2 separate regions of the Homo sapiens genome follow, and region 2 is linked to region 1. Evidence: chromatin contacts called from ENCODE Hi-C or POLR2A ChIA-PET data. All regions are on one chromosome and are shown on one strand. Each heading gives the region's core, a stretch centred on a gene start or an enhancer-like site at or near the end of the contact. The rest is flanking DNA. Distances are from core to core; before and after follow the strand shown. Region 1 has its middle 20 kb from the start of IPO7. Region 2 overlaps DENND5A (DENN domain containing 5A).

Region 1 (2,859 bases), core at 162-2,661:
TTAGGGAGACATGAGACATCAATCGACATATATAAGATCAACACGGGTTTGGTCTGGAAATGGGGGCTTTCCAGGTCATAGGTAGATAGGAGACAAATGGTTGCATTCTTTTGAGCTTCCCTCCCTCTCTCTCTCTCTTTCTTTCTTCATATGGAGTTTCCCTCTTTCGCCCAGGCTGGGGAGAAGTGGCCCAATTTCGGCTCACTGCAACCTCTGCTCCCGGGTTCAAGCGATTCTCCTGCCTCAGCCTCCCAAGCAGCTGGGATTACAGGCGCCCGCCACCACGCCCAGCTAATTTATATATTTTTAGTAGAGATAGGGGTTTCTCCATGTTCACCAGGCTGATCTCGAACTCCTGACTTCAGGTGATCCACCCGCCTTGGCCTCCCAAAGTGTTAGGATTACAGGCGTGAGCCACCGTGCCCAGCCTGGATTCTTTTTTTTTTTTAATCTTATTTTTTGAGAGGGAGTCTGGCTCTGTTGCTCAGGCTGGAGCGTAGTGGCTGAGCTCGGCTCACTGCAACCTCCGCCTCCCGAGTTCAAGCGATTCTCCTGCCTCAGCCTCCCGAGTAGCTGGAATTACAGGCGCCCACCAGCATGCCCGGCTAATTTTTGTATTTTTAGTAGAGACGGGATTTCGTTATGTTGGCCAGGCTGGTCTGGAACTCCTAACCTCAAGTGATCCGCCCGCCTCTCCTTCCCAAAGTGCTGGGATTACAGGTGTGAGCCACCGCACCCAGCCTCCAAAAGAGGCAATCAGATAACGCATTTATGTTAGTGAGCAGAGGGGTAACTTTGAATAGAATGGGAGACAGGTTTTCCCTACGCAGTTCCCAGCTTGACTTTTCCCTTTAGCTTAGTGATATGGGGGCCCCAAGATATTTTCCTTTGACGAATTCATCTCGGAAACCAAGATTTATTTTCTTTTGGAATTTTAAAAGTTTTGCTCTTGCATTTAAAAAAAACAGTGCGTGTGTGTTTCGCTTTAATTATTATTTGCTGCATTTTGGAACTGAGTCAGGCAAATCATTTTTGTTCCTAGGCAAGTGCCTTTGATCTTCAAAATCTACCCAGTCTTTGGGGCACTGCTGTCTCCTTTCACAAGGTCCTAATTCCCACTGAAACCAGTCTGTAGTATTTGTGGCTTGGGGCCACTTCAAGATTTCAAATTTCAGCCTCAGACTCCAATCCCCGGGCGGGATCCGGGAGACCCAGCCCCGTGCGGCCCCCGCCGAGCTGGCGGGGATTGCAACGTCGGGATCGTGGCGACGCGCGGGGCCCTGGAGCCCAGGCGCGCGGCCCCAGGCGCGTCAGCCCCTCCCCGCCGGCGTCGCTCGCCGTCGCCTGCGGTGACTCAGCTCTTCCGGTCACCGCCGTCACTGGTGGTTCCCGACTGCAGTGAAGGTGCGGACGCCAAGTCACTGCTCAGTAATGCTGGAGCCGCCGGCGTCCCGGGCCTTCTCCAAATGCGCTGCATTCCTGCCCCCACCATGACTCAGCGGCTTCCGCTCCGGCGTCAGCGGCGCTCCGGCCTCCGCCCGCGAGGCCCTGCTGCCTTCCCACTGCCCCACGGGGGCCACAACGCGCCCGCTTCCGCCCTTAGGTGTCCTTCCAAGCCCCTGAAAAGGTTTGGCAGCTTGATAAAGGATCCCTGAACTCCAGTGTTTAGGCCCTGCAAGGCTCTTCTCTGTACATTGAGGAGCTGAGGCCTCCGCACGGGAAAGTATTCCCCACCCCCCAGCGCAAGGAGGAAGTTAGCCTAAGACTAATTGAGGCAACTGAGGCCTCGGACAGCCGCGGGTCCTGAGAGCCCGATGGACCTACTTTGGAAGTTCAACGTTACCGTTTGCAGATGTGTGACACTCCCCTACTCCTACCCCCACTCCTACCCCCACCCACTTAACAGACATGAGGATTATTCCATGCCACCTTGTTGTTGGCATTGCGTAGCACATGGTAGGAACTCAGCAAATCTCAGCTTTTGTTTGTATTTTCTCTTTCTTTCCTTTTTTTTTTTTTTTTTTTTTTTGAGACGGAGTCTCCCTCTGTCACGAGGCTGGCGCGATCTCGGCTCACCGCAACCTCCCCCTCCTGGGTTCCTCCTGGGTTCAAGCGATTCTCCTGCCTCAGCCTCCTGAGTAGCTGGGACTACAGACGCACGACACCACGCCCAGCTGATTTTTGTATTTTTAGTAGAGACAGGATTTCACAATATTGGCTAGGATGGTCTCGATCTCTTGACCTCGTGATCCGCCTGCCTTGGCCTCCCAAAGTGCTGGGATTACAGGCGACAGCCACCGTGCCTGGCCTGTATTTTCTTTGAAATGCCTTTTAGATGTAGTTCTTCCTCTCCATGGACAGAGTCACCTCAGCAACTTCCTAACTGGTTTTGCCACATTCCCATCCAACTTCACACAATGACCGGGTGCATTTTTATGGCACACTGTATTCTGCAAGTCATTCCTCTGTGCAAGAAAATTTAATACTCTGTTGAATTTTGGTTTGAGTGGAAAGTCCTTTCCCTGGTATTTAAAGCGATCCATCATAGTCCGGCTCCCATCCTTCCCATAAATATTTTAGGCCTGCTCTGCATCCTGTATTGTGGTACTCGGATTCCTGCCCTCCAGAGCTCTGGTGAGGGGAGATAAATACATAATCACGTCGTCATTATACTGTGTAATAAGTGCTCTGATCGAAGTGTGAACAGGACAGAGAGCAACTCAGTGTAATAGAGGGGGAAGAAGAAAGGCTTCACAGAGGAATAAATATATGGGGGAGGGAGATGGCTTGATGGTTGTGAGGCATTTACCAGCACTCTGATAGATATTGTATATAGCAGAGTGTCCTTGTTGCTGCAGG
Region 2 (2,801 bases), core at 24-2,523, 150 kb after region 1:
TAATTCTTCAAATATTGTTTTCTGCCTCATTCTTTCTATTTTCCTTCTGGAACTCCAATTATATTATGTTAGACTTGTTGCCCCACACATCTCTGAGGTCCTCTCTCCTGCTGCCCTTTTCTTTTTTAATTTATACATTTTATTGTGTAGAGATGGGGTCTTGCTGTGTTACCTAGGCTGGTCTTGAACTCCTGGCCTCAAGCAGTCCTCTCAACCTTGGCCTCCCAAAGTGCTGAGGTTATAAGTGTGAGCTACCACGCCCAGCCAGCTCTTTCTTTTCCTAATCCTTTTTTCTGTCTGTATTTCTGATTGGATAATTTTTGTTGTTCATTTTTCAAGGTCAGTATCTCTCCTGTCATTTCCAATCTGCTTTTAAGCCAGCCCACTGCATTGTAATGTCTGTTCTCTGTTGAGATCTGTTTTTTTTTTTTTTTTTTTTGAGACGGAGTCTTGCTCTGTTGCCCAGGGTGGAGTGCAGTGGCACGATCTTGGCTTACTGAAATCTCCACCTCAACCTCAAGAGATTCTTCTGCCTCAGCCTCCCCAGTAACTGGGACTACAGGCACACGCCACCACACCCGCCTGATTTTTATATTTTTAGTAGAGACGGGGTTTCACCATATTGGCCAGGCTTGTCTCGAACTCCTGACCTCGTGATCTTCCCGCCTCGGCCTCCCAAAGTCCTGGGATTACAGGAGTGAGCCACCATGTCTGGCCTGAGATCTATTTTTTCATTCATTATGATCATAGCTGCTTTAAAATTCTTGTTTGCTAATTCCAGTATTTGAGTAAACTCAGGGTTGGTTTCTGTTGATTGACTCTTCTCTTGAGAATGGGTCATATTTTCCTGTTTCTTTATATGCTGAGCAGTTCTGGATTGTAAAGAACTAGATTCTGTTACCTCCCTCCAGAGAGCATTCTTTTTTTATTTTATTATTATTATTGTTATTATTTTTAAGTTAACTGTTTCCCTGTAGTGGGTGGCAACTTAAATTTCAGTTCAGTTCTTTTACCCTTAACTTGGCTGCTTGGGGTCTTCTCCATGCATGCGTGTTTCAGGGATCAGCCAGGTTTGTAGGCAGAGTTTGTACACAGATTTTTGGGTCTTCCCTTCTGTGGTTCTCTCTGGAATCTCCCTCTTTCACTTCCCAGCTGCTGTGGTTTGCCTTAAAATTTGCCCTCTGGTTTCTTAAGCTAGTAAGATTATGAGTTTTTGAGTTTTACCCACCTCTTATGACAGACAGGTACTTGCCTGACTGGAAGCCATAAAAAAGGGAAACTCACCCAGTATCATTACCTTCTTTGAAGTGCTGACCTTCTTCCCTACTTGAGAATCTTCTTGCTTTTTAATTCTCCAGACAAGCTCATACTTGTCTGCAGGAAAGTTGGTCTGAAGGGAGCTACTCTGCCATGACTGGAAGCAGAATCTGTATGAACTAGACATAAAATATTCTGTTGATAAAATCAATTTTTTCCCATTGTAGTTTCACAGATCTTTATATTATCCTCCCTATCACCTTCAAGAGGCCAGATATAAAAATGTCTTTAAACTGGGTGTGGTGGAGCATGCCTGTAAGGGAGGCTGAAGTCAGAGGATTGCGTAAGCCCAGGAATTTGAGAGCAACCTGGGCAACCTAGCTAGACCCTGACTCTACAAAAAAATTTAAACAATTAGCTGGGCGTGGTGGTCCTAGCTACTCTGGAGGCTGAGGTGGGAGGATAGCCTGAGCTCAGGAGGTTGAGGCTGCAGTGAGCCGTGATTGTGCCACTGCACCCCAGCCTGGGCAACAGAGTGTGACCTTATCTCAAAACAACAACAACAACAAATGTCGATTTATTTCTGGCTTGGTCAAAACAGAACAGATAAAAAACCTATTAGAAGTTCTTGTAAGGCATGTATGCTTTAAAAAAAAGTCTGTTATGATTGATTTGAACTGTACTTCCTTGGAAGCAGATTCACAAAGATAGACTCACACATAGTTGACTAATTTTGAAATTGTTCTTGGAAATGGGCTTTAGATCTTATATCTGGATCTGCTGATGTTTGTATAATCTATATGTGTTGAACAAATAATTAGTCGTTGTTTCTAGGACAATAGGACAGTCATGTTGGTGATGTCATATTCCTAATATTGTTTGAATTTCCAAGGGTCTAAATAATTGAGAATTTAAGGTACCTGTGATACACAGGTTTCAGGAGGTGGGCCTATGTAGGTGTTTCTGAGGATTAAGTTTTCCTACTGTTTCTTCTCTTTTTTTTTTGAGATGGAGTCTTGCTGTGTCACCCAAGCTGGAGTATAATGGTGTGATCTCAGCTCACTGCAACCTCCATCCCCCGGGTTCAAGTGATTCTCCTGCCTCAGCCTCCCAGTTAGCTGGGATTACAGGTGTCCGCCACTACGCCTGGCTAATTTTTGTATTTTTTAGTAGAGATGGGGTTTCACCATGTTGGCCAGGCTGGTTTGTAACTCCTGACCTCAAGTGATCCACCCACCTTAGCCTCCCAAAGTGCTGGGATTACAGGTATGAGCCACCGTGCCCAGCCCCTTACTGTTTATTCTTAAAACTCAGCCCTAAGTAAATGATGAGTGAATCATTTCACTAAAAAAAATCTTAGGTTTGTGAATCCCCTTCTCTTACCTTTTCTGGCACTCTTTGTAGAGCGGCTGAAATGAGAATATGATTTGTTTTCAGGGCCCTCATACTTCTTTATACATCTCCTTTCCCCTTATGGAGAAAATACTTTGCTCTTGCTACTGGTCCAGTCTAATTCACAGAAGGACATTTGTCTAACTTTGGCA

The links. Hi-C counts contacts between places; a loop is a spot of excess contacts on that map. ChIA-PET counts read pairs that join two places held with the same protein, here RNA polymerase II (POLR2A). Pooled maps may share reads with other maps.
Region 2: a map of cardiac septum shows a loop between it and region 1 (1.8-fold over the local background). The contact joins two enhancer-like sites. A Hi-C loop is called at or near these places in 1 of 168 maps with a recorded cell type or tissue (cardiac septum) and 8 of 50 pooled maps. POLR2A ChIA-PET finds 5 or more read pairs at or near these places in 4 of 52 experiments (GM10248, GM12878, HEK293T and 1 more).

Annotation. Positions count from the first base shown.
Region 1 is chr11:9,363,028-9,365,886 of GRCh38, reverse strand. No RefSeq gene overlaps it. Among named protein-coding and RNA genes, the nearest start is that of IPO7, 20 kb to the left of the region's middle. RefSeq lists enhancers at 640-1,341, 977-2,176 and a silencer at 1,167-1,346. Within about 2 kb of position 1,411, at least 41 of the 41 ENCODE cell types and tissues checked have a DNase peak (open chromatin) inside an H3K27ac peak, as active enhancers do; they include GM12878, where a contact is called at or near this core.
Region 2 is chr11:9,209,568-9,212,368 of GRCh38, reverse strand. The region is part of intron 1 of DENND5A (DENN domain containing 5A); the gene reads left to right. Among named protein-coding and RNA genes, the nearest start is that of DENND5A, 54 kb to the left of the region's middle. Within about 2 kb of position 1,273, at least 2 of the 41 ENCODE cell types and tissues checked have a DNase peak (open chromatin) inside an H3K27ac peak, as active enhancers do; they include GM12878, where a contact is called at or near this core.